7 separate regions of the Homo sapiens genome follow, and regions 2, 3, 4, 5, 6 and 7 are each linked to region 1. Evidence: chromatin loops called from intact Hi-C (ENCODE). Cell type or tissue: sigmoid colon. All regions are shown on one strand.

Region 1 (4,000 bases):
GACAGGCAGAATTCTTTGGGCACTATTAACTTTTCAAAAGCCACTCGCCTATTTGCATATCTCCTGCAATGCGCACCACGCTAACCTTGCCTTGCTACAGGCTCCTCAGGAGACAGATTCCCCTGTCGGCTTTGTTCAGCAACCCAAAATGTAATCAAGTAACCACTCTACTGTAGAGGGAAGAAAGGGAGGGATTTCAGGGCTGAGCACAATGGTGATACCATGGGAAAATTCCAAGAATTCCGTGAACCACAGTCCTCACCCCTGGTTGTGCCCCTGCCTCACTAATCTTTCAGATTAGTTCAGCCTAATGAAAACTAATAACATATAAAGCAAGTAATAATATTCACCGTCCATCTTTCTTTCATGTGCTTTTTGCTCACTCTGCAAGTCCTGATTTAGCCAAGCTGAATTCTCAAAAAGCACCACTAACTGCCTCCTGGGGCTGCTTCATTTAGTGCTCCTCTAGGGGAAGGAAGTAACTGATAAGAATCCAGCCGCTAAAAAGTCATTATTTGTTCATAGACAGTATGGAAGAGGTCGGTCTGATAGTTTCTCTTTCCCAAGGATCATGGATTCAGTTCCTCAACACAACAGACTCTTACTTATCATAGCTTTTCTTTCATTGTGTATAAATATCAAAATATGATAGAAATTCACGCCAGCCGCTCTTAGAATATTTTCTCACTCTTTAGCATTACTGCATTACTTATGAGTTTAATTTCTTCCTGGGAAGGGAAGAAGTTCTTTATTTCAGATGTTTTAATATTTTTTTAAAATATAGGTAGGTCTCACTACAAGGCAAACTAAAATTATCAGCAGTATGTTATTTGATGGAAAATATTCTTATATTTCCTTTTCCAGTTTAAATTAAAAGTATGGCTACCAGGAAAAAAAAAGAATCATTTTTCTCCTTGCTGCATAAAAATAGGTCAAGTAATTTAAGCCAGTCCATTGCAATTAAAATTCTGACATTGCCATTGTTCCTTCTATTCTAGGGGGAGAAGACAAACAGAGCCCATGATAATAGGGGTTCACTGGCTGAGTCATTTGATGTGCTACCTATTGTTCTCTTCTGGAGGCTCAGCCTCAACCTGCCTGGGAGCGCTGATTTTGATGATAGTGGTGCAGTCCCAAAATGATAAATACCATCTCTGAAGCATGCATTTCTGAAGAGGTGTACTGCTGCTTTCATGCTAGCAAAACATTTCCACTGCAGAGGAAAAAATTGCCAATGGCATGGGTCTTAAATTCCTTGAATTCTAAATTTATTTATTTTTTGGAGACAATGTTATCTGCCCAGTTTATTTTAAAGTAAATTTTACTGACTCAATTAGACAGCAACACTCATCCTCATTAAAGATCCTGCAGTCCTTTCACAAGATTAGGGCTGGTGGCTTGGTCACATTCCAATGTGGATAATTGCATTCTGCATTCCTGGATATTTCCCTCCACCTTTCCAACCTCATACCGTCAAATGCATTGTTATTTACCCTTACTGCAAATCAACAGTCCTGTTGTGGAGGCGCTGAGGGTTTGCCATCCCCTCAGTTTGCAGGCTAAAGCATCAGCCCAAACCACTGCTCCTTACACTTTTAAAAGAAAACCCCTTAGGTAATGCATATTTTCAAATATGAGGCAAATCTCAATTATGCACACTTAATCATAGGTTAAGGTTTTTGGTAAGTAAAATATTCTTATTTTATAAAGGATGTTTATTTTGGAATCTTCTTTGATTTAAAAAATGTGTTGCTCGAATATGTGCTGTTTGCTCAAAGAAGAAAACAAAGTCTTCAGAAATGGCAACAAAACAAACAAAAAAGCGAAAAAGCTCTTGAGGAAACAGCTTTTCATTGACCTTCTAAATAAATTCCACAAGGGGGCGAAAACACCTAATGGTCCGGGGCTGCAAAGTTTTTATTGCAAAGCTGGCCACCCATAATAGATTAGTGGATTAATATTTTTCTCTAAAGGATCTGGCCTTTAATGTTGACATCAATTTATAGCCATCCCAGGCGTTTACAGTAGTAAAAGTCATGGAGACCATAAACTTCACAATAGATGTCAGCCTTCTGCTACTAGTGCTCTAGCCCAGCACCCCATAAACAGTGGTGATTAGGTAACTGTTCTTCAAAGACCCATCCATAGCTCTAACGTCTTTATCAGCTCCCGCAAAGATACTGTCACGAGGATTTTATCAGGCACAAGACAGAAGTATACGTTTTTATTAATGTGGACTTATTTTTCTGACATGTAGCTATGAGGTTGCACTGCAGCTTATCATTGATCTCTTCTTGAAAATCAAGCATGGAGTGTCTATTTTTGGGCAAAGCTTAAAGAACAGAAGCTCTCTTGTATCATATTAGAACTTTTTGACAAACAGCCAAGGTACAGAGGTCAAATTTCCCCATATGCTATAAGCAACTTAGTAGGAAGCAAGACCACAAAAGGTTTTGCAAATGTCTGCCAGTAGCCGGGTGATCTAGGTCACTGTACAGGTTTCATTAATCAGGTTGTTGAAACAAGGAGTTATTTTTCTCTGCTTAAGAGACCTGCAGATATCATGTAGAATCTGCTCAATTGTTGATCAAGAAAGAGTTTTTAATGAAACAGAGATCACTCAAGTGAACTGGGGTGCGGGAGCGTTTGTATTTGTACTGAAGACAAATTGTGCTTTTTAGCCCAGCTCCTCTGTTTGAGTCCTCTGTTCTGGTAGGGATGGGCTCAAGATCTAATAATAGTTCCTTGGGCTCTGCATCTCCACATACGTGTTCCGGCGTTTGAGCAGCAGGAGGAATTTAGTGACAGAGCAGGTGTTGTGGCTTATTCCCTGGCAGAATAAATGGTGAAGGGTGGTGGCAAGACAATTCTTTGGCTTCTTTATGCAAAAAAAAAAAAAAAAATGCATTTAATCACTTTCCTTTTTTCCTGGCACTAGTGAAAAAGGATTGGAGTTGCTGTATTAATATGTATGCAAACATATTTTTTCACTTAAGCCTCTGGAAAAAAAAAAGAGAGAGAGAGAAAGAAAAACTTACTGTGAAAATGCTTAGCCAGAAAGATTCATTGCTGATTGCAGATTTAGTATTGACATGTCTTAGCTGAAGAAAACTTCAGCTTTAACTATTAATGTGGAAATCTGGATCAGCTTTTAAAGTAGGGTAAAAAGAGTTTTGGATGATTCAGTATATTTATTTGAACATAATTTTAAAGAAGAAAGTGTCAATTATAGAGGTATATAAAAAACCCAGTGGAGTGTGTGCATTTTAATTTTACATGGCCTACCTTGGAAATAAAATTATAAAATGCAGGTGATCTGAATTATACTTAAAGCAGCCTTTATGCCCAACTTACTCTCTCATAACACTTCTAAATATCCGCTCCTCCTGATTTCTTATAAAATATGGAATTTAAGATGAGAATCGGAGTCTAAATGAAATGTTCTTTTAAAGCATTATTTATAAGATTTTCCTCAACCTACATTTTTTACTTCCCCTAGTAAGTTGCGTACAAAAGTCTGTATTTTTTCTTGAAGGTAGGTGTGTTGCTCTTATAAACATAAGATAAGCCATGAAAACATGAAAAACAAAATTCCTTCTCCTTCCACCTGGGATAATTTGAGATTTTCACAATATTACTTTTTCCTTTGCTTGATTATATAAGGCAAAACTTGATACCCACTTAGTTGTAGCTATGGTCTTCTTGATAAGACATCTATCCAGGTAAAATTAAAGTATAATTTTCAGGTGATTTGCATCCCATGCATGCAACAGGAAAACTCAGAATTCAGGAAAACAGGGCATGCTTAAGAGGGAACATCTTGTAAAGACTGTAATTTGACCTTTGAGTCAACCTGAGTACATTTTAAATATTATAGGACAAAAGCCTCAAAGTGGAATTCTGCCTCATCTTTCTCAGAACTATAAACCAGTCAGACACTGTTTCAGAGATTACGCTAGAAAATATGTACCTATCCTTGGCACTTTTGCTGAGAAATAAA
Region 2 (4,000 bases), 610 kb after region 1:
CAGGAGGCATAGGTTGCAGCTGAGATTGCATCACTGCATTCCAGCCTGGTTGACAGAAGTGAGACTCTGTCTCAAGAAAAACAAAAGACAGAGTGGGTTATTTGCAGCACAGTGTAATATCTGTACAAATATAACCAATGTCTTTATCTTTCATGTAGATACCTCTCCACAGGCTACCACGTGAATCTCCAGTCAGCTGGAGCAAAGCCATATAAGATAGGCCTAGTTCAGACAGTGTTCTAAAAAGAAAACTACCAACAAAAGGGGCTTGGAAAGGTTCCTCGGGATATCAAAAATCAAATTAGCTTATTCTACTGTAATTGCTTATTTAAAATGGCAGAATCCCCCCTAGAATTGGAAATGTTCATTAATTTATTCAGCAAATATTTACTGAGCACCTACTACATGCCAGGTGGTCACAAATTTAAAAGTAAGCAATATAGACAAAGCCTATGCCCTCTTCTAGCTAACAGAAAATAAATACTGGGTGAAAGAATAAAAGAGAATTATGTGCATGTTACACACTTGACAAGCATAAATGTATGTAACAGCTTTGGAATGTTCTCTGATGAAGTTCTGATATACCTTACCCATTTTTCTCCATTAAGCATGTGGTGAAGACACAGCCTGACTAGTAAGACTGTCTGTGTTCTGATATAATCTAGGTTTCTTTTCTTGTATTGACCAGAAGGTGTGAACATGTGTTGCATGAGTTGTGTATATTTGTGTGTGTGTGCATGTGTGTGTGTGAGAGAGCATGCACACTTTTGTGTCATGCTTCTCAAAATGTAGCACATGAACTGGAATTGAAGAAGAATTAGAGCTTTTGATTACTATTTGGATTATTTTCTTGGTCTTTACATATGCAACTGTTCAAGGCTTAATATAAGTTTGGTCTTTTTAGTATAATGTTGTGTAGGAGGCTTTGCTTCCTTATAATATGCTATGTGACATGAGGCTCATTTGCTTTCCCTATTATCCCAGGAAATGCTAGCATCTTTCTTGTGAGTATTCTGTGTCCTGGGTTTCCTACTGTGCTGCAGTGTAAAGAGAGTAGGGCAATGTAAACTTCTTTGAGAATCACTTCCTGACTGATTGGCGTCTAAGAAGAAACACGATCTGGAGCTTTGCACAGCACCAGGACTCTGCCTGTGAAACACTATTAAATCTGCTATTACCCTCCCTTCCGCCCTTCCCCCAGGACTCTAAGGTGACGTTCCCACTTAACTCTTTCATGCCCAATAGCACGTAGGGCACACTACCAATGTCTGCAATGAATCATATGTTTTCAGAATAATTATTTTGATCACTTATATCCTTTCTTATTAAAAATGTCTGTGCAGTTCTTAAAGAGGAAAGGGGTGAGGGAGGAAAGCTGCAATTTAGAGGAACTGTGTAGTTGTTTTTCTTTCTTTTATTTAATCGTCACATTTAATATTTCCTTATAAGTCACATTTTAAAGAAAACAAACCCAAGGCTCAGAGAGGTCAACTAATTTACACACATGGCATGGCTAAGAAGTGGCAGGGGCTGGATTAGAATCAAGGCATTTCTGACTCAGAGCCAGTGATTTTTCTACTACATACAGTAAGTTCCACCAAGTGGAAAATTAAGGTCTTAATAATACCAGCCAAGAAACACTGCATTAATTATAATGAATGTTTTATGCAGGGTAGTTTTTGGGTCTGAATCATGGCATTGTTGCCATACATTTTTTATTTTATTTATTTTTTTACTTTGTGTGGAGACATCAGGGTTTATTAACCACTGCATCCAAGACTGAAGATCAGATAGTTAAAAAAAAAAAGATGATATTTGAATGTGTAAATATTTGTTTTAGAATACACGGAGATAGTCTTTTTTTTTCTGTCTTTCACCTAACCTTTCTTCCACATTTTTTTTTTTATTGAGGCAACAAATTCCTTCCTCCTTAGATCCCTGCCCCACAACAACCCAGAGCCCAGAACATAAACAAAGACACATTTGGAAGCTCCTGCAGAGAGACCTATATCCAAGATCAGCAGATCCTGCAATTTGCTATTTCCTCCTCCCCCCTCTCCCCAGATGCAGGCTTATGTAAGTCTCCCTGAGGCATGTATGGTTTTAGGGAAAGGATTGAAAACTGTGCCTGGTGCTGTTAGTATTAGATGGCTGTAAATGAATAAATGGATAATAACAGTTAGGCAGCTCACTGACGGTATTCCAAGTATTAATAAATGAGTGCAATTGACACAGTTTGACACCAACACTTTGGAATTTATGACATGTAAAAAGGGAGAATATGAATCTGCCGCTTTCAACTTTTTAATATAATTGGGATGCCTGAAGCCATTTTACCATCTGTAAGCTTCCCGTATTAGCCCTGATTTACTCCTGAATGTCCACAAAGCCTGGGACTTCATATAAAAGTTTTGAAAAGAGTTTAGCATTGTAGCTTTTCTTTTAATATCTGAAACTTGTTATAGCATGTGCTGCTATTTCCAGGCAGTTTAGTGTCATTAAAGCAAACACCATATAAACCTGACTTCCTATTTTTAACATTGTAGAATTCTATATTAAGTGCCATGAACAAAGAAGCACATCAGATGAATACTTTTTCCTTTAAAATGAAAAACTCCCTTAACCAGGATGTTCAGAACCTTCCCAAAATGGACTTGTTTTCAGCTTGTTCATCTTTTCCACCTCCCTACTGCTTTTTAAAAGTTTCATGTCCATTTTTGGTGACAATTTATTATTTGAAGTCATCTTCCAAGGGCAGGAAATATCTTTGTAGAAAAGAGTCCGAAATTAACTTCATGTGCAAAACAAACGTATCACAGAACAGTAGAGACAGTTCCTAAGCAGATTGTGTTCTAAAAGTTTGCCTAAAAGAATGCTGTTTGGAGCCTGGAACATATTTTTCATGGAAACACTATAGATGGCTGTTAAGTTCTAAGGTCAGTGATTGAGGCCATGTGACCTGTGAAGTAATTGGATCGCAAAACTGCATTTTTAAAATACCACTTTGTGATAATTTAGGATATTATTTTGGTAACGTCACACATTATAACATGGAATCTAGAGCTACTGCATAGCATCATGAGCATGATAGTTTAACTAGGTTCCAGTCACACTGATCTCCTTGTTATTGCTCAACAAGGAGTGAGGACTGTGGTATGGGCATACAAATTGGGAGAGCATGTGTGTTTAATGATGACTGTAGTCTGTGCAAGGATCAAGTCAATATCAAGTCATGCAGCTTGGAGTACCTCCCCCTCCCACTTTTTTGATGTACATGTTTAAGTAAGAGTCTCAAAGTGTCAACATTTTTTGTTGGGTCTTTGTTGTGATTCATCACCATGTGATCCTGAGGCAGCGGATGTCTTGATAGGAAAATATTGATAGTGCACAGCTGGTACATTCCTTCCCCACTTTTACTTGAATTGCCCTGTGCTTCTCTAGGGTTCCCTGCACCCTCTTTTTCTCTCCCTCTCTTCCCACTTAGTGGTAGGGTCTAGGGCTGTAGAACACACCAGACAACTCATCTTGATTTAAGCAGACTACTTAGGGGGTTCTGATGGATACTGAAAGGCGACTCACTGGACTGGAACGTGTGCCTATAAAAGGTATCCTGGCCCCTATTGCTTCACCAACAATCAGCTAATTTGTTGTTGGCCTATTCCACCTTCTTCATTTTCCACTGTCATAAATTCTTTGGCTGCTGCGACTGAACATGCTGGAGAGCGACCTTTCTTCTCTTAGACATTCTTGTAAAGATGTAAGCCCGGTTCAGAGACTGCTTTGGTCCCACTTCATTACTTGTAGGTTCCTACAGTAAAAGACCATTCTTTCCTATATTTGCCATCTTCACCGTTTATACTCAAGATGGTGGTTAGAAGCCAGACAATAGATAATGAAAAGAATGATAAATCATTGAGTGGTTGAAAACTAACGCAAATATTTGATTACATTTCTAGCTGTAGCAAATCAGCAAATCTCAATTCCTGAGTAGGTGAAGTTT
Region 3 (4,000 bases), 490 kb after region 1:
AGGAGTTTTATTTTATACAGAGGCTTAACAGAAAGAGCTTAGACCTTGAATCACCAGTGAGGAGGCTGAACCATTAAAACAAAACACAGCAGAGAGAGCCTTCAGGAAAGGCAGTGTTAAGCACAAGGCAGATTGTCAAAAAATGCTGTAGGTGATTGCAAAAACCCTCTGCAAGGATGTTTTCAGTCAACACAAGTGGGTCGCTTAATTTTTCGAGTGAATGCCCTTAATGGGGGGACTTTAGCTGCAGTCTCACTAGCCAGAGCTGTCTCATTACAGGAGATGTGGTCCAGTCTGTGAAATGTTTATTTTGTAACTAACCCCTCTAGCAGTGGAGGGAACTGTTTACTATTCCTTCTTGTTCTCTAGTGTGTGTATGTGTGGTTTTTTTTTTCTCTTAATTAAAGAATCACTGTTGAACTTCAGAAACCTCTCCAGGAAGAAAAAAATAAAAAGAAGGAAAAAAGAGAGAGAGAGAAAGAACAGAGGGAAGAAAAAGAGAGAAAGAGAAGAGAAAATAGGGTTGAAAACTGTGTCTTTTGCTCATTCATTCTTAAGGATTATTTCCAGAAGAAGAATTGTAATATTCATTGACCTCCCCAGGAGTGTGTGTACATGAAAATGTGTGCGAATGTTTGTGTGCAGGCCCGAGTAGGAAACAGTGCTATGTAAACAGTGTCAATGTATCTATCCCACCAACTAACATTCAAAGTTTTCTTTGTTAATGATATTCTGAAGGAGAATAAAAGATGGAACCTGATTCTATCCCATACAAACAAAAATTACACAAGCCAGTAGGAAAATCTAAATTCTGAATTTGGTTGGATTTCATTTGAGCTTGCAAAATTATTAGGCAATGGCATACTGTTTGAAGGGAATGTTTGTCTTTTCATTCTAGCCAGCAGCAAATAATCCCAAAGGAGGTAAACATCTAAAAGAAAGGAATGAAAACAGGTAAGTCAGAGTAATCTGTGATCTTAGAACATAAGCCCAAGACACCTTTACAACACGTAATCATGCCTATTTCCATCTGCCCCAGAGCTACCAACATTTTAAAATATTGAAAGTAGATGGCTGATAAAAACATATTTTTAATATTACAGAGGGCTTAGAATGATGGGAATGTGAAATGCATTCAAAAATAAAGATTATGATTTAGAAAATACCCAGTTATTAGACATATGAAGAAGATTAGTGAAAGAAACATTTGAAATCTTTGCTTTATGTAGTAATTATGTTCCTGACAAGTCCTATCATAATTAAATGAGTGGCTTCTATTTAAAAGTGTGTTAGAAAGCCTTAAGATAGAAAATACTCTGTTCTTTTAGATTTGGAATTTAGAATTTGTAGTTTCACATATATTATGGGAAGCTTGGTAATGTGTCCTTACATTATTGGGATCATTGACTCAGTTCCAATGTAATAGAAACAGACTCAAATTTCCTTGCTCAGAGCTGCCTCATATGGCTGTGCAGGCCGAATAGAACTGAACTCTAGAGTCACCATTCACACAGACGACAGTGCAAAGTTTGACCCCTAGAACTACCTAATGCTTGAAATACAATAATCACAGTGAGAGGGTGCTCAAATGCCTCTTGGTTGAATACAGTGGTGTGAAATTCATATTGGTAGTAAATTCAGACTTACTTCCTAATATAATTTGAATAATTCAAAGAAAGTCTTCTACTAAACATTTTATGCCAGAAACCAAGAAATTGAGTAATCGCTTATTCCCAGAGATTCAGAGAATTTTCTAAATTTCTCTTTCTTCTCTTTTATCCTCTCCTTTAAATGAAAGTACTAATCTTGCAGTAAATTTGTTTAAAAAGCAAATAATCATTTTGAAATGCCAATAATGACGTCCCAAGGTTCTAATTTATCTTTTTAAAGAGGATTGCATTTCATATTTTGAATTGGTTTTTAACAAGGCTAACATTTTACTATATAATTCTTTATGCTTTAAAAGTATTTGACGTAAATTGTGTTATGTGATGTTATGACAACGCCGTGAAAGACGAAATGAGCATGATCATTCTATGTTACAGACAAGAAAGTTATTGCTCAGGAAAGTAAGAGGCTTATTCAAGGTCACCCAGAAAGTAAGGACAAAGCTAGGATGACAATTTGCTCTCCTCATTTCTATATTTGCTACTTTCAGGCTAATTATTTATGTTTTTACGTTAAATAATAAAATGTAATGTATATATTTATCTGACATATCTATGATTTTTTCTTTCTTTTTTTTTCTGTTTGTTAGTGTACTAGTGAAATTGGAAATATACCTATTAAATCCTGAAGATGAGGAAAATATATCCTGCTAAGTTGGAAAAAATTAAAAAATTAGTGAAAAAGATAAAAACGTTATGTACTGGAAAATTAATGAACTCACTCTCAGTGGTCCCAAGTTCATTTTTCTTATGCTAGAAAAGATTCTTTAGAATTATGCATATAAATTGTCAAATAAAATCGATAAATCCAGTAAATCTCCCTTCCCACACACACCATCAGTGGATAACAAAACTGGGTTGGTGATAACTTTTACTTGTTAACAGGTTGTTCCAATTATTGGGTAGAGACAGGTTTTGTAACTTCTGGAAATCTTAAAACGTCTTGTCTCTCAACTCAGTGATTGAAGTGTAGCAATATGGATTGAATCATTTTCTCATCTTTATTTCTGATATTGACTCCAATAAGTTAAAATTGCAAGTGTTGGTAATAAGCAATCTGGAGGATTAGCCAAAGTGCACTGTTTGCCTGTGTCAGAACCTGTTAGTCAGGCTCTGCAGGACTGACCTACATTGCTTCTTAATGCATCTCTTTGTAGAAAGGTAATTCTAATATTACCGTTGACCTACCTATTACTTAACCTCATTTATTAAATATCTTCCTTGTGCAGGATATTTTACCAGATAAAGAAATTAGGAGGACTAAGGGCATAGAGTAAAAAGAGAAAGAGATCTATTTTAGATGAACACTGAACTTTATATCACAGAAATAATCCACTAATATATGGTTCAATGTGCATTACTTGCTTTGAGAGCCATAAGTACCTCTAGTAAATAAATGCATTTATTGTACATTACAATGAAAAATTTGTTAAATAACAAATGAATGATTACTAAAAGCCTATTTTAAACATACATAAGAACAACTAATTTCATGAATGAAAGTGCATATTTGGTGGGCATATGTAATCTTACAACATTGGTTTCACTCAAGTTTTTAAGCATTTTTTATAGCATTTTTGTATATTATGGGACAGCATAAATTAAAAAAAAACCTATAAGTAACTGCCATCTATCTTAGAAAAAAGTAACAAAAATTACTTTTTTGCTTATGTGAAAGTGGTACATTTTAATTTTTATTATGCCAGTAATGAAGATTATATATTGACATATTGAATCCTGTTTTATCTCCAGGTTTTATTTATAAATGCCTCACTGTTGGAACCTGCATGAATGAAAGCTGAATCTCAAAGATCAGACACGTTGGACTTGGAATAATGTCCATGTTATGATTCCAATCTGTGCCTAAATCTGAACCACTCAGTTCTTCATGCTTGTTGGAATCCTCCTAAAATTGGAATTTCCTGGGAGATATCCAGTACTTTTTGGGCTGTAAACAGCAAAACAAACAGCCTTTCTTGTAATATGCTACGTCTAGTGCTAACTGAATTCAAGAAGTTTATGAGTGTGGGGAAAGTAACTTGATGTCTTTGCAAACTTACAAATTTGCTTCAGTTTAAATTTTGACCAAAAATTCATCTCAGGAATATGTTTTGGAATAATTCTTTGCTATTAGTTATAAATGTGACAAATATCGTTTAAACAATAAAATATTATTTTATACAACAAATTATGGCAACAAATTCCTTGTAGTGATAGATTTTTTAAAATCTTTAAATCATAGATAGGGATTTATTATGCTCCATGTCAATTATATGCATGTTTGTGTGTATATGTGTGTATATGTGTGTGTATATATATTTCACTTAATCTCT
Region 4 (4,000 bases), 510 kb after region 1:
AGCATACTTTGAACCGGAAAACCAAACCAAACAAAAACAAACAGCCACGTGAGGTATGTGAGATGTCAGTTTCTCTTTGGAGAAATGTAAGATAGAAATCTGACTGTAAAGCTCTATCTTTGAATGAAGGTTTCTGCGACTTGCTTTTAGGGTCACACTGTCCCTTCCTTGGACTACTGGGAATCATAGCCCTAGCAAACTCAGTTTTCCCTGATCTGGTGATAAAGGACGCAAATTAAAATTGCATTAAGTTCTTTTTGATTCTCCAAAGTTACTTCAAAATAGTTTGTAAATAACAAAGCTATTTTTTAAAACACCCCCTTCAAACCAATTACAAACTATTTTGAATAGCTTGAATATTTGCTTCAAATGATGTTCAGGATGTTTTACAACACCTGGAGGACAGCGCTATACTTGAGAGTTGACTACCTTAAATTGGCTTTTTCAAGCAATTCTTTACGTGACTTGTCTGCTGTGCTTGCCCACACGTAGTAGCTTCTGAATTGTTGCTTTAACCACATTGACTGATTTAACAAAAGAGTTAAAACATCATTTAATTCTGTTGTATATTTCAGTTAATTCTGAGTTTTTCCAACTAAAACAGAATGGGTGGTTGAGTATTTTTCTTTTGCAGATTAGTGCCCAACCTTAAAATTTACAGAGATTCACTGGATTGACTTGGAAGACCACCAGTAATCTCAGAAGTGGCTAAATAACCGGGACAAAAGCATTTACCCAGAAGTGGCTAAATAACTGAGACAAAAGCATTTATGCCTTAGACATGTTTACAGGATGATGGGTCTATGCTGTTTTTTTTTTTTATTTCCTGCCCCCTTTCTAGGAAAATGCAAAAAGTGCTTTTCTTTACACCATTGGACAAATTACTTCAGGATAAATTGAATCCTGTTTACAGTCCAGTAGTTTTATGTAATCAGTTTTTTAAAACCTGAGTTTCAAACAGAAACGCCTCAATCATGTCAAAAACCTGAGTAGTTCTAAGAGTCCTCCTTCTTCTAAATGGTACAGCTGTAAAGAGCAGTGTGACTTTTGTGGGTCCAAGCTCGGGCTCTACTCTTTACTCAAATGTGGTCTTGAACAAGTCCCTAACACTCTCTCAATGTCAAGCCTTCATTGGGCATAATTATATTTACCTTGGTTTTTTGTTTGTTTGTTTTCTGAAAGTCAAATGGCACAATATGAATGTACTCTGTATATTTCAAATGTTAAAAACATTGAGTTGTGGTTTTAGTAATTCTTCTCTTCTTCATAAAGTGGTCAACACCATCACCAATGAGCAATCCTCTTTGTGAGCTTTATTGTATCGGCAATAAGCTGAATGATGGCAAAAGGAGGACAAAGAGGGCTGTCAAATGAGACAAAGGGAACAGTGAGGGCACGGGAAGAAAGACTGGCATATGGTGTGGAGGGGGAGGGGCAAGGCACGAAGATACCGGTCAGTGGAAGAAACACACACATGCACACACCATGCTTCTCCACAAGTAGCTTTTATGTGTTAAAAAAAAAAAAGTGGATAGTAGGGTTAAAATGTCTCTGATCTTTTTTGCCAAATCTTGCCCTATAAAACCAATTGTCAATTTCAAATTGACAGCTGCAGCCCTGACTGCTTAAACAAATGTAACCTCTGTCTCATTTTGCCAGTAAAAAGAAGTCTTTAAATGATATCTTTTAGATTTGTTCTTAGGCCTTTACATGTAACTATCTGTAAAAAAATCTGTAAATCCATCAAATGCAAGGTTTCAGGTGGTGCTCTGGCATGCTGGATGTGTAAGCAGTTCTGGAAATGCCCTCCAGGTGGCATTATCAATAAATTTTTCAGCCTCCAAGTATGGTCCTAGGTCTATTTGAGATTCTGGTTAAAATGCAGATTCCTGAGACCCACTTCAAACTGACCAAATCAATGCCAGTTTGGGTAGCACCTGGGCATCTGCATGCTGTATGAGATTAGTTTAGGGGATTGCTACTCACACGCCAGAGTGAAGATCCCTGATCTGGTCAACATAGGCACCAGCTACAGGGCCCTGGGACCAGATCAGCCTCAGCTGCAGCAGCACCAGGCTGCCTGGGAAGCCCAGCGCTCCTGGGTGGTTGGTAAAGAGTCTTTTCCCTGGAGGAAAGGTAAAGAGTTCTCAGCCCCTCATCTTCCTCAGTCCCTTCTGAATTAAAAGATTGGAGACACTCCATAGGCAGGTTCCTCTCTTGTTTCTTTGCCTTTTATTTATAATCTCGAACGTCACTCGAACCTTTCTGTGTCAGCTTGCTGTTTTAGTTTTGGTTATGATTGGTGAGTCACAGAAAACACAAGCCATTTTTATCTGCAACTAGGACTACTCTCTGTGCATTTGGGCTAAAGGAATCCCTTTTCACCATTTAGGAGGAATGCTGAAGAGAAAGAAAACTTGATATTTAGCGCAGGGGCTAGTGTCATGCATCAATATCTACATCAAAAGACCAGAGGCTTCGGGCCCTCCCCCGCTCACTGTCTGCAGCCTTCACAAGCCTCAGCCAAAGGAAATGGGAGGAAGTGTATTTTTCATAGGAATTAACTCTTGCAGCCAAACAGGCAAATCAGGTGGCTTTAGATTCTTTACCTCATAAATGGCTATGTTGTGCTTTCCTTGTCCAGACTGGCGTTCTGTTTTGTTATAACTTTGCAAATTCAATGAATAGCTTGTAGGTGGGAGGGAAAGAAAAAGCCCATGGAATCTTTATTGCTTTATTTTTAAAAAAAATCCATGGAGTAAGAGAAAGAATGTGACTGCATTTTTATTTATGGTCAATAAGCCCAGATGAATATGTGGTAAAAGTTGTGCAGACTGTCACAAAGCAAATCACCATGTCACAAGAAATATTATTAAATTCTATAATTTCCTTTTCTGAAAGTAGTTCCTCTGTATGGAGTTGGAGAAAGAAAATTACATTCAATATTCACCTTAACTGAAAAGCAGCTGAGTGTGGTGGCTGGTATCCTATAAATAGCAGATCTGTGACCTCATTCCTGTTCTCTCTCTGCCTAGCTGTTTCCAGTTGCAAGTAGAATAGAAAATTGTCAATCATCTGGGCATATAGGCCAGCTTATTTGGATAAATCTGACCCAGTCCTTGTTTTTCGTTAGTGATGCAGGTACTGTACCTCTATTTAAGCAAAAGCCTTCTATGCTCTGTGTTTGTTGCTTTTTGCCTGCACTGCCCAGGTAATTGCAGTTATGTGGAATTGGCCTAACGTGACCTTGGAAAACTGCTTAACCTTTTGGAGCCTCAGGTTATTCATCTGTAAAGTGAATATTGTAGCTGCCTCTTGCTCATTTCAATGGAATGCTTTGAGAATTGATTTGATAGTGTGCATAAAGCAAGTTGACCTCCTCAAAAAGGAATACAATGTATGATTTTATTTCTGGTCTCAAAGCTAGCAGGCCAGGCCTCTCCAGTACAACGTGGTCATTATCTGTGTTTTTGGACTGCCTGGAGAGGAAATTCACACCATTCAGGGCAAAACAATCCACTCCAGTTTCTAAATGGTGGGGATTGTCTATCTATGGAACACAAATTCAACAGATGGTTGCCAACCTTCCACTTGATTTTGTGGCCCTTTAAACTGTGTTCATTAAAACTTCAACTTGCAGACAACTTTATAGAGACTTGGAGGGATGTATGAATGACAGTTTTTGATATAAAGGATATAGCCCATATGAGACATGAATGTCTCTGATTCTCAGAAGACGTTGTTAAATTAACATGTAAAACAGCAAACAAATACTCTATCAGTAACTAAAAGTGCATGAATTGTTTCCCACATGTTTGTGAATATCCTGCTGATGTCAACACTTTGGAACTTCACTAACAAGTATGTTTTGAAGAATTTGAGTACGACCATGTTTCATGTTTAATTTCAAGTTCCTTTTTTTCAGAAGGCGGAACACAAACTCGAACCAAGGTTTTGGGGAAACAGAGACTGAATCTGTTTCTGTTTTTGTTTTATAAAC
Region 5 (4,000 bases), 1.1 Mb after region 1:
GTTCAAAGGTGACATGTCCTCTTCAATAAGTAGATTGTTATTTTGGTTCACGGTGGTGAGGTGGAGATGGGGCCAACATTAAAGAATCAACATCAGTTTCCTACATATTTTTAGGCAGGTTTTATTTTTCAATAATATGACACACTTCCATTTTTATTTATTACATATTTGTTTCTATGTATCCTGTAAAAATATAAACAAAAAGAAACCCAAAACTTGCACTCACTATTAAAGACAGGAGTCAGGCTTGAGTTCCTTTTTTTCTCCCTCCCTCTCTCCTTCTTTCTCCTCCCCCGCTCTTGCTCTCTCCTTTCTCTTTTTCTTTCATTTTTTTCTTGCTTTCTTTCATTTTAATACCCTTGTTCCCATTGCTAGTATTGTTAATAGAGTCTTATTTGCAATGACTCAACAGTTAAGTCTCTTTCTCCTCATTTCATTTTTTGCAGCAGTGGTTGTCAGGCCAGTGAAAATGAAATGCTGCAGTTGACAGTGTTTAATATTATTTGTTCCTATCACTGTTAACACTTCTATTATTATTGAAATGTTTAGATCAGCACTGTCAGTTCCAAAGGACCTGCTGACATACCAAGGAAAACTTTGATAAACAGCTCTGCTGTATTTCTCTATATTCTTCATAGTCCTCGTTTGAAAATCCTTTCTTGTTCCTTGGAGTAATTTATTTTGAAGAAAAAAAAAATCTTGGTTTGTTAAGAACTCATCAATTCCTGCTTCTTATTTTCCACTTGAAGTTTTAATCCTCTGTTTCTAACCTCACAATCGGTTGCTGTGGAGGTGATTAAGATGTCACAAATATAGGATTATTGTAATTCTGGGTAGAGAATAAGCCTGAGATGATTTTCTAAAGAACAAAGAGGTCATTTTCATGTAAATATATCAACTGCTTCAAAGTGAGGAAAGGGAATGAAACAGAAATATGAGATCTAATACTACCGGTTATAAAAGAAATGGATTAAAATTTCATATGAAAAATTAATAGCTCTGAAAAATTTATACATTATGATTTTTATGATTTTTTGAGTTCTGTGTTTCTTTGCACATGTGTGGGTCTGTAAGCTGAAAGCATGTGTGGGTCGGGATAGCCTCCTAAATACAAACATCTAATTGAATGTAATGTGTGACCTTGAACAAAGACCAATTTTTCCTTTGATTTGTAGAAACCAGTGTCATTTTATAATTATACTTCGTGCCTTCTGTTGCATTTGAAAGAATATTTCAGGACATCACAATTCCCCTGAAGTTGTGTATCCTGTATCAATTACATATTAGATTACAGACTTGATATTGCTTTTTCTAAGTAATTTAAATCTGGGAAGTTACTGAGTAAGTTGTAAATACCTTCTGAGAATCTTCCTCTTCTTCTTACTCTAAGTATAGTAGGAAGGTATTTCCCAGCCTAAGGCACAGAGTAGGCTTTTAGTTAATACTTGTCAAGTAACAACAGGGGACAGACTTCTCTGCTTCTGAAGAAAAATGATGCCTTGACAAACTTTTGAATGGTAAGAGTTACAGAGAACTTTTCCTCCCCCGCCTCCCAGGCCATGGCATTTTATCGCTCCACTGATGAGCATACAGCTCCATCTGGGGGCAGGGCCAGAATGGAACATTTTCTCATAGTCTTGGTCTCTTGGCCACATAGCTGTCATCTTTGTGCATCAGTCAGGCGCTCCCTTCGTCACTAGCACTGAACTGCTCATGGAAGAAAATTTAGTGCCTTGCGATTGGGACTAGCTCCAGCTACCGCATTTCAGGGCATTCCTTAGGATCACTGGGGGCATCATTATGATCAATTCCAAAGGATACTCTTGAGGAGCCCTAAAACCTTAGACTTAGTGATAATGTAATATTTTCCTGCTTCTCTCTTGTTTCTGGGGCATCTCTTTCCTCTGGTTTTCTTTCTAACTCTTGTCTTTCCTTGCCAGTCTAATTTGCACATCACTTAGTCAGCTGCTCCACAGATCGTCTGTATGTAACCCTTTTCTCTTGTCATTCTTCACCCTTCTTTATAAAACGATATCCACACTCATATCTTAAAATAACTTCTTTCCTCTGATGGCTACCACATCTGCACTTAAATCCTTTTCCTCTTGAGATTCACCCTGCAAGTATAATTGTGTCCTACTGAGTTTTGTTTGAGTATCTTGCAGGTAATATGCTCAAAGTTCTTCATCTTCCCAACTAAATCATATCTATCTTTTTCTAGTTTGGAGATGAAATGTTACCTTCCTTTTTTTGTGTGTGCCCTAATGTTAATTACCCCAATCCATCAACAGGTTCTGCCAATTCTGGTTGCTCAAGAAGTCTCCAATCTGTCCTTTATTTATGTATCCTCACTACAATAACCATAGTGATGTTCTTATATTTGGCTACCTGGACCACTGCAACAGCATTTTAATAACCACTTCCCAACATTTAATTCATCCTTTCAACTGCAGAGTTACTGTTCTAAATAAGCAAGTCATTTATGTCATCATTCTGCATTAAACACTTAAAATCTTCCCCATATCCATCAGGGTCAGTCTGATTGAGTGTTTAATGTTACAGAGGCAGACAGTCTGGCTTCAAGTGCTGGCTCTTCCACTTAGCAGTTGATGAATTTGGCCCATTTATTCAACCTCTCTGTGCCTCATCTTCCTTACCTGTAAAATGGTGTTAATATTGAACTTACAGGCTGCCCAAGGGAAAGACATGAATGACTTTCTATAAATGTGTAGTGCAATAACTGTTGGCCATAGTAAGTACTTAATAAATATTCATTATAGTCATCTCAATCATGATCCCCATCATTAGTATCGTCATCATAATCCTCATAGGTGCTATGGTCTAAATGCATTCCCAGCATTTATACATAGAAACTTAATTGCCACTCTGATCATATGTAAAGACGTGGGACATTTAGGAGGTAGTTGTCATGAGTGTGGATCCCTCATGAATGGGATTAGAAACCTTGTGATGCCTTATAAAAGAAGTTGAAGGGGCCGGGCTCAGTAGCACACCTGTAATCCTAGCACTTTGGGAGTCCGAGGCGGGTGGATCACCTGAGGTGAGGAGTTCGAGACCAGCCTGACCAACATGGAGAAACCCTGTCTCTACTAAAAATACAGAAGTAGGTCAGGCGCGGTGGCTCATGCCTGTAATCCCAGCACTTTGGGAGGCCAAGGCGGGTGGATCACCTGAGGTCAGGAGTTCAAGACCAGCCTGGCCAACATGGGGAAACCCCATCTCTACTAAAAATACAAAAATTAGCTAGGCGTGATGGTGGGCGCCTGTAATCCCAGCTACTCAGAAGGCTGAGGCAGGAGAATCGCTTGAAGCCAGGAAACAGAGGTTGCAGAGAGCCAAGATCGCGCCATTGCGCTCCAGCCTGGGTGACAGAGTGAGGCTCTGTCTCAAATAAATAAATAAATAAATAAATAAATAAATAAATAAATAAATAAAAATACAGAAGTAGCCAGGCATGGCAGTGCATGCCTGTAATCTCAGCTACTCTGGAGGTTGAGGCAGGAGAATCGCTTGAACCTGGGAGGCAGAGGTTGTGGTGAGCCAACATGGTGCCATTGCACTCCAGCCTGGGAAACAAGAGCAAAACTCCATCTCAAAAAAAAAAAAAAAAGAAGAAAAAAAGTTGAAGGAGGTGTTCTTTTGTGCTTTTCTTTTCCTTCTTGTGAGGACTCACCAAGAGATGCCATCTTGGCAGCAGAGAGCAGCTCTCACCAGACACAAAATCTGCTAGCACCTTGACCTTGGACTTCCCCTCTTCCAGAACTGTGAGAAAAGAAATTTCTGTGATTTATCAGTTTCCCAGTTTCAGGTATTTTGTTTTAGCAGTACAGACTGAAACAACAGAAAAAAAAGACAGTGACATTGCATTCAAGACTGTCCACATCTACTAGCTTTACAGTCTCCTCCATAAATAAACACTCCTAAAGCTTGCTTCTCCCTCTGGTCTAAGAAGGCATTTTGTTGTTCAAATGGGATGCAT
Region 6 (4,000 bases), 840 kb after region 1:
TTACTGTGATAGAAAACCACTTTTGAGGTACAGGGCATTTGTCAAAAATATTGGTGGAAAACAGTTTCTCAGTACTCTGTCTTGAGGAGGTGCTGAGTGTTTTATAATAGGAGTATTTTCTACAGATTGAAGCAAATGATATCTGTCATAACACAGTGAGGGCCAAACTGAGAGTTGCTGAAAGGAAATGGCCTTTCCTTCCTCCTCAAGCTGTATTTAAAACTTCATATTCATTTTTAGTTTGGCTACAGTGGTGTGGAAATTTGCTTCTGACTGACCCATGAAATAAATAAATAAAAATTTACTTCTAGCTGGTTGGTAGGTGAATTCAAGATCACCAGTTAAAACAATAACAGCACTGGGAATCGAATAAGGCAGACTTCCTTGGCAAGCATCCTTAATGATTAAGTGTTGGATGAGTATTGATCTGGAAATTAAGTCCTAGACTCCTTTTAACGGAGAATGTTTAATCCATAAGAGCTATAACTTATTATAAGCAAAACATCACCTTACCTTTTGGCAGGTTTTGTAAAAAAGAAAGGTATAGTAGGCTTATGGTACTCTATAGTTTAGTTTTAAATAAAATGGATGTGATTAAATGTAAAAAAATTTGATTACTGACAGGAGACCAGAGTTAATTGAACTTAGCAGAGAGCAGAGTTTAGTTCTCCAGGCTACAATATTGACAGAAATTCTCAATGAATCATTAAAAAAACTCAAGTGGGGCTGGAGTATGTTTGAGCTGTTGCCAGGCTAACCTTGGAGACCCTTTGTTGTAAAGAATAGAATAGTCGTATCACATGGTAGTGCTGATAAGGTAAAGGAGAGGAGATATTCTTTATTACTGCTGTCAACCTCGTAGAGACAATTGGGAAACATGTTTTTGGTTACTGTGGGTATCTCTTGGGATAGTAGTGACAACTCTCACCATCCAGTTTATTAAATCCCAATAGGAATGTTTCCATCATCTCTTTGCAAAAAAATTGTTAGATGTAACATTTTCCAGAAGTACTGGAAAATTTATTTATGAGCCAAAAATAAGAGTGAAATTGACTAGAAGCAGAAAGTCCCTGTCCAAGCTAAGGAAATGCAAAAAGTAAACAAATGGTATAAATAGCAAAAGAATGTAAGTCTGTGGTTAGCAGTGACATCTGAATGTCCAGTTTAAAGTTTTGTGCTTTATTCCCAACCCTAGTTACAAAGTGAATGAAACTGACACAATATAAATATCTGAATCTTCTGATTCTTCTTTAATTAAATGAACATTCCCTTAATATGTGATTCTGAAATGTTTTGAGATTTCAATGTCAGAAATGATTGTCTGTGTCAAAAGCAACTCATTCTAATTGCTCCTTTTAAGTTCATGTTGCACATAATTGTATGTTCTCTTAACCTAGGCACCCCAAAGAGGCTTTTATTGTGAGTCATAGATTCTCCAATCCTGAATTATGTTGGTTGGTGCTATTAATTACCATTTGAAAAATCATTGATGGGGATGCTTAAGGAAACTTGTTTGATTTAGTTTTGTTTTTGGTCTTAAATCTTTAGGATATTCATTTTCAAATGCAAATGTTCATAACCTAACAGACATGAAATATTTTCAGGTTTCTTTCTACAACTTCTTTGAGTAGAGATTCTCCCAGGTACTGGTTACCTTGAATATTACTGAATAAAGATTTTTTTTAAAAAAGAAATGTTACTATCAATACCATGTAATTTACCTGTTAATCATGTAATATTTTGAAAGTACAGCAACTAACTATGATACTATAATACAGGCATTTTTGTTCTAACACTTTGGAAAAGAGATTAGCATTACGGATGATTTAGATTCATGTTTTGATAGTAAAGGTATCTGTTGAAATATATAGCAGTTCATTTATTTTACATCCTGTATTTAAAATTCTATGATTATATTGGCTCTAATTTTAAAATGTGTTACAAAACTTATAGTACATATCTTTAATTGCAAGCCCTTATTATTTTACAATACCTAATGAAAATGATCAGTTATGCTCATTTCTACACAAGGTGATATAATAAGACACAAAAATGAGTGAAACAGGTGTTAAATCTCTTTCCCTCACACTGGGGTCATCATCTGCTTTTTTGAAGTATATTTTGTACAAAGAAAAAGATATTGGAAGAGAGTCATTGGTAGTCTAAAATTTCTTGCCTGGCTGTATTTTGGAAAAATATTACACTAGTCCTTTCTCCTTTCCTTTCTGTATCTCTTCTATTTATAACTATTTTACAACTATTTAAAAATGTCTTAGAGTTTAACTGGCCTAAAATATATGAAATGTAGAGATTGATCAAAATAGTTTCTATCAAAATAGTTTTGATCAATCTCTGCAATTTTATATATGAGGAAACTGAAGTCTGAAAGTATTATGCCCTTTGTGTCTCTATTTTGAAAGGCAGTGACAAAATTAAGACATATGACCAGCATCTGCTGAACCATGGATCTTTTTTATAACTAACTATATTATTTCTTTTTTTTCCCCAGAAAAGATGATGGCAGGAAAAGCTTAGAATAATATATATGTTTTTTTCTATTCTATCTAATCAATCAATCAGTTTTGTTTCACTGTAACCCTAACCTTTGTCAATGTCATCAATAGCATCGCTTGTTCAGAAAACAAATGAACATTTTTGGAGTCAAAAAGTTAAACTCAAACTCCATCTTACTGATATGGAAGTGCTGGGAAGGGAGGAGCGTGGCTCCTTTAAATGATATGGAAGGGGTGAAGGAAAGTGCTAGGTAGAGGAAGGGCGTGGTCCCTGGCTGGGGCTCCACCCCCACGGACCTAGGTAAGGACAGGCACTCCTGCCTTCATGCCCAAATGTTGTATTTCCAAAGACCACCCTGGCCCACCATGCCCTCATCCTGTGTGTATAAAAACCAAGACCCTAGCAAGGCAGAGAAGAAGCAGCTGGACATTGAGAGGAGCACATCAGCAGAGGAACACACAGGCACAGGATGTTCAGAGGGATGCACCAGCACCCGCATGCTGGCAGGCTACTGACCAGCAGAACAACGTGGAGTTTGGCTGGGGTGGTTGGAGGAGAGCCCGGGAGAGCCCGCGCCTCTGAGTGGCACAACTCCAGGGGAAAACCATCTCCTTTCTGGCTCCCCCATGTGCAGAGAGCTACTTCCACTCAGTAAAACCTTGCACTCATTCTTCAAGCCCACATGTGAACCAATTCTTCCAGTACACCAAGGCAAGAAACCCTGGGATACAGAAAGCCCTCTGTCCTTGTGACAAGGTAGAGGGTCTAATTGAGCTGACATAAGTCGCCTATAGACCACAAACTAAAAGAGCACTCTGTAACACACCCCACTGGGGCTTCAGGAGCTGTAAACTTTCACCCCTAGACTCAGCCCTGGGGGCGGAGCCCCACAGCCTGCCCATCTGTATGCTCCCCTAGAGGTTTGAGGAGCGGGGCACTGAAGTAGCAAGCCACACCCGCATCGCATGCCTGGCGAGGGGACAAGGGAACTTTTCCTGTTTCGTTACTAGATGTATGACCTTTGAAATTTACTTACATGTTCACATTTTAAAATGGGAACTATAATGAATACCCACAGGTGAAATGAGTGATTTTAACCAGTCTCATTTTGCTTAGTCACATGATCCAGATATATCTGTTAGTCATTTAGTGATTTGTTGATTGATTATTCCTGTTTCTAAAAAAAAATCCCATTTGTATTTGATGAAAACTGAAAAGGCATCTTCATCTTCAGTTTTAGAAACTGCAATGGACTGAATGTTTTTCTCCAAAATTTATATGTTGAAATTCGAATCCCCAAGGTGATAATGATATTAGGATGGAGAGTCTTTGGGAGCCCTCATAAATGAGATTAGTGCCCTTATAAAAGAGACCACAGAGAGATCCCCGACCCCTTACCCCATATGAGGATACATGAAAAGATGGCCATGTTTGAATCAGGAAGCAGCCCCTCACCAGATACAAAATGTGCTGGTGTCTTGATCTT
Region 7 (4,000 bases), 700 kb after region 1:
GAAGAAAAATTGGACAAATATAATCAAAGTATGAAAAGCAATGAGAAAAATCAGCACAAATTTGAAATTTTGTATGAATAACTAGAGTTAACTTTTATTAAAAAAATAAGTATTTAAAAATATTTTCTTCAAGTTTAGTTTTTGTTGCCAAGGCTAAAAAAGGGGGAAATGACCTAAACTTACTACTTTGTGTGTTGAAGAATTTCCCAATTCAAGAGCAGAAAATAATCATGCAAAATTTCTATGATCTATAAAACAAGAAGCATCCTGGTTTTTGAAGGGTGTGATGGCAATTCCCTTCTCTTTATAAGAAAGAGATGTAAAGAAACCACTTGTAAAGGGTTTTTCTTAATAGGATGCATGTGACTTTGTTGAGACAGATGATCTTCTCATCAGTATGTGTTTGGAAACTGTCTATATGGTAGGGCTTTGCATATTTTATTACCTCCCCTTACTGCTTTGAAGTTATTATAGCATCTCTAAAATGTACAAAGAACTCATTTGAAGCTCATATACTTAAAAATCTACATATGTAATCTGAGTATGTAGTTATGAAGTCTTTATTATAGGAAAAGACATATTAGCTTTGTTATCATTGATTTTTCCTCTTCTATTTAAAAAATTTATGCTAAGTTCACAAAGCTGCTAAATGGTTAAAAAAATTGGCAGAACTTATTTGCAAGGAATTACACATAAATGAGAAGTTAATCTTTTGGAAAATTTTCTCAGGATTTCAATATAAAGAGCCAGTTTATGAGAATAATATAATACATTTCTGTTCACAAACACTGTTAAATGCAGGCTCTTATTGACTCACAACAATCCTGTGATGCTGCTACTGTCATCATCTTTGTTTAAAAATGAGGCAACAGAGACTCAGATACACAGTACTTAGGCTTCTGTTCTTTATCCTGTGTTGCGTAATCTCCACACTATACCATACTTTTTCCCTTTGCCTTGTTTGGCCATTTCCAAGACAGCCACGGATCTGCACATTTTCAAGGTAGAATGCCAATATCAGCTTCTTGATTTTACATAGTGTGATTTATTTTATTCAGACGTTTATTTGAAAGAAGTTGATTGGGATAAGTTATAGCCACTTTAGACACCGTTTATAACAATGTCTGGCACACAGTAGGGACTCAGATATTTATGGAATGAATGAGTAAACTATATAAGATATATGGGGACCCTTTTAAAGGGAGGATTCCATTTTTGACTGCACACAGAGGAAAAAGTCATTTGGAGGGCAGAGGAAACAATAATGGAAGTTTGAGTCATATGGCGCCTTGTTACCTGAAGTGTGATCTGTGGATCAGTAGGATCAGCATCACCTGGGAAATTGTTAGTTACGTGAATGATGGGCCCCATCCCAGACCTACTATATTAGACTGCCATTTCACAAGATGGTGTGGTATGATGTTTACCATTTTACCAGGTCACATAGTATCGGGATCACTGTACAGGGCAGTGGTTCTTAAACCTGAACACACATTAGAATTACTTGGGGAAGTAAAAATAAAATAAAATGACCAGTCCTCACTCTGCATCAATTAAATATAGTCTCTGGATAAAGGCACTAAGTATAATTTTTTTTTCTAAAACTCCACTAATGATTTTAGCATGCAGCCAAAATTGGGAATTACTGCTGTAATGTAAAGTCCTCAGTGGGTATCAGAACACCTCAGGCTGTTGCCGATAAGGCACTGGATTTAGTATAAGACGTTCCATCACAGTGGAACCCAGTTATCTGGTTTAGAATAAGATGAGGAGTCATTTGAAGTTCTCTAATGCCTATTACATTCCTGACACTGGGCAATTCAAAGAACATGGCCCTCTACCTATAGTCTTTCTAACTATGTTTATGGCTCTTCATCTATGTGGCTTCATAGTTGGTGCTTGTACTAAATGATTGTCAACCATTCAAAAAACTCCCTCCATACTGTGAAAAACTGTCTGGGTCCATGTTTTTCACTATACATCCATGCCTCTTTCAATTCTGACAGTGAGTCAAACCCAATTTTTCTTTTTTTTTTTTTTTGAGATGGGGTTCTTGCTCTGTTGCCCAGGCTGGAGTGCAGTGGCGTGATCTCAGCTCACTGACACCTCTGCCTCCAGGGTTCAAGCAATTCTCGTGCCTCAGCCTCCCGAGTAGCTGGGATTACAGGCATGTGCCACCATGCCCAGCTAATTTTTGTATTTTTAGTAGAGATGAGGTTTCACCATGTTGGCCAGGCTGGTCACAAACTCCTGACCTCAGGTGATCCACCCATCTCGGCCTCCCAAAGTGCTGGGATTACAGGCATGAGCCACAGCGCCCAGCCAGCCAATCGTTTTTTAAGATAAATTTTGGCTCCAGGAGGAAGAGCCTGAGTGTCTTCCCTGCAAAGGCTTTGACTCAACACCAGCTCAGATTCTGCTGCTGGAGACAGAATCTCACCTAGAGGTATGTCCTTGTTTTAGTGGATTGCCTTGGGTTTTTCCTCCTGACCTTTTGTCTGGAGTATAGCCTTATACAGAACAACAGTGGCAGATAAGAAAAATGGGAGTTTGAGGTTCCCATTAAGGACAATGGAAAGGTTCATTAATGGCAATGGAAAGGTTCATTAAGGGCAATGTGAAGAGAATTGCCTTGTTTTGGAGGCAGTGGGAGCCACTGAAATTTTTGCAATGAACCTATTGTCTGAGACACTGAAATGTTTTTTGAATGAATGAATGCATAAGAGATGATTTAGAGAGAGAGAGATACCTGGATTGGTTGGTTAAAGAAGAAGACGGCTATTAGCTTATTTCCTAAAAGGGAATCATTAATTAGATATGAAGGTGGAAAAGGACATAGAAAAGAAGGAATGATGGCAGACAAAGTGGCACCTAATTGAACTCAGTAGATATATTTTACATTAAAGTAGTGCTTCCCAAGCTTTAACATATGTAAGAATTATCAACAGAACTTGCAAACAGACTGATTCCTTGGCCCCTACCCCCAGAGATTCTGATTTAGAGGTCTGAGGCAAGCCCCAAGCATTTGTATTTTACTAAGCCAGCTCCCAAGATGATGCCGATGCTGCTGGTCTGAGGACCACACCTGTAATAACGTTGTATTTGGGCTTGGAAAGCTAGAATATTTTGTTTTCGATTTTGGTTCTTCCACTTACTGCCTGTGATATCTTAAGCAAATCTATTACCTTTTCCAAGTAATAGATTAATACTTAAAACACCATAATGTATCATTTGCTCAGGGATCTTGTTAAATTGCAGATTCTGATTCAGTTGGTCTGGGATGGAGGCTGAGCTTCTGTATTTCTGAAAGTCTCGCAGGTGACAGCCATGCTACTGGTTCATGAACTGGACTACTATTAGCAAGTACCTAGGCATTATTTCCCCATACTTCACATATTTATTACAATTAAATAAAAATATATAGATAGAAACAGTTTGAAAATTGTGGAGCAAAATGTAAATGTAAGGTGATAGTAGTGAATTGATGAAGACAGGAAATGGAAAAAGATGACTGAATTTTAAGCTGACTAGGGGAATTTTGGCACATACATAGAAATAAAGAAGTCAGGAAGGACATCTGGTTTAACAGAATGTGGATTTTGGGGGGAAAGTAGCAGGCAGTTGAAAACGTAAGACAGGAATAAGCTTGAGAAATAATTTAATCTTGAAATAAGAATTTTGGAGTTGTACACATATGATTGAAAGATATTTCTGTATATATGGGTATATAGAAAAAAAGAGAATAAGTAGAGAATCTGGGAAGAGATACCAGTTGGAAGATGTGAGAAGGAAGAGGTACTATTGGAAGATAGAGCATAGTTTAGCACCTTGTCATAGAGACATTACTTGTCTAACCCCAGGCTGTATCAACAGATTGTATATCCTCCTGATTGAGGATAACAGTCTATTGCATTTCCTAGGCATTCCCCCACTTAGAAATTATTGAAGCATCCCATTTGTGTATGATTTTTGTGGGCAGCGATTCCAAGAATGGTGGAAG

Evidence for each region. A loop is a pair of places that touch in the nucleus more often than their neighbours do. Peaks named below come from ENCODE experiments on the same cell type or tissue, not always from the same donor. Only the 100,000 strongest peaks of a DNase experiment are listed, where the experiment ranks them.
Region 2: it touches region 1 in a loop (6-fold over the local background); 43 of 110 quality-filtered maps call a loop at or near these places.
Region 3: it touches region 1 in a loop (7-fold over the local background); 12 of 110 quality-filtered maps call a loop at or near these places.
Region 4: it touches region 1 in a loop (4-fold over the local background); 61 of 110 quality-filtered maps call a loop at or near these places.
Region 5: it touches region 1 in a loop (11-fold over the local background); 55 of 110 quality-filtered maps call a loop at or near these places.
Region 6: a loop joins it to region 1, with 2.9 times the contacts of the local background. A loop is called at or near these places in 7 of 110 quality-filtered maps.
Region 7: a loop joins it to region 1, with 3 times the contacts of the local background. A loop is called at or near these places in 32 of 110 quality-filtered maps.

The regions. Positions count from the first base shown.
Region 1 is chr6:139,367,790-139,371,789 of GRCh38, forward strand. No RefSeq gene overlaps it. Among named protein-coding and RNA genes, the nearest start is that of CITED2, 4.9 kb to the right of the region's middle. RefSeq lists an enhancer at 1,030-1,848. In sigmoid colon, CTCF peaks have their summits at 1,860 (motif pointing right) and 2,061; a DNase peak (open chromatin) is centred at 1,912; H3K4me3 peaks cover 2,229 bases; H3K27ac peaks cover 876 bases.
Region 2 is chr6:139,980,840-139,984,839 of GRCh38, forward strand. The region is part of intron 1 of LINC02941 (long intergenic non-protein coding RNA 2941); the gene reads left to right. All of the region lies in intron 1 of LOC103352541 (a long non-coding RNA gene), which reads right to left. Among named protein-coding and RNA genes, the nearest start is that of LINC02941, 6.5 kb to the left of the region's middle. RefSeq lists a silencer at 1,873-2,167. In sigmoid colon, no CTCF peak of the experiment used is centred here; no DNase peak of the experiment used is centred here; H3K27ac peaks cover 552 bases.
Region 3 is chr6:139,855,866-139,859,865 of GRCh38, forward strand. FILNC1 (FOXO induced long non-coding RNA 1) reads left to right here. Exons shown (of 3, transcript NR_038399.2): 2 at 899-954; 3 at 3,420-4,000. Among named protein-coding and RNA genes, the nearest start is that of FILNC1, 87 kb to the left of the region's middle. In sigmoid colon, no CTCF peak of the experiment used is centred here; no DNase peak of the experiment used is centred here.
Region 4 is chr6:139,880,047-139,884,046 of GRCh38, forward strand. No RefSeq gene overlaps it. Among named protein-coding and RNA genes, the nearest start is that of LINC02941, 94 kb to the right of the region's middle. In sigmoid colon, a CTCF peak has its summit at 1,797 (motif pointing right); no DNase peak of the experiment used is centred here; H3K27ac peaks cover 422 bases.
Region 5 is chr6:140,439,884-140,443,883 of GRCh38, forward strand. No RefSeq gene overlaps it. Among named protein-coding and RNA genes, the nearest start is that of MIR3668, 240 kb to the left of the region's middle. In sigmoid colon, a CTCF peak has its summit at 1,603 (motif pointing left); a DNase peak (open chromatin) is centred at 1,598.
Region 6 is chr6:140,202,959-140,206,958 of GRCh38, forward strand. It overlaps MIR3668 (microRNA 3668), which reads left to right and starts at 2,294; the gene lies at 2,294-2,368. In sigmoid colon, no CTCF peak of the experiment used is centred here; no DNase peak of the experiment used is centred here.
Region 7 is chr6:140,072,755-140,076,754 of GRCh38, forward strand. The region is part of intron 1 of LINC02941 (long intergenic non-protein coding RNA 2941); the gene reads left to right. The region is part of intron 2 of LOC107986652 (a long non-coding RNA gene); the gene reads right to left. Among named protein-coding and RNA genes, the nearest start is that of LINC02941, 98 kb to the left of the region's middle. In sigmoid colon, no CTCF peak of the experiment used is centred here; no DNase peak of the experiment used is centred here.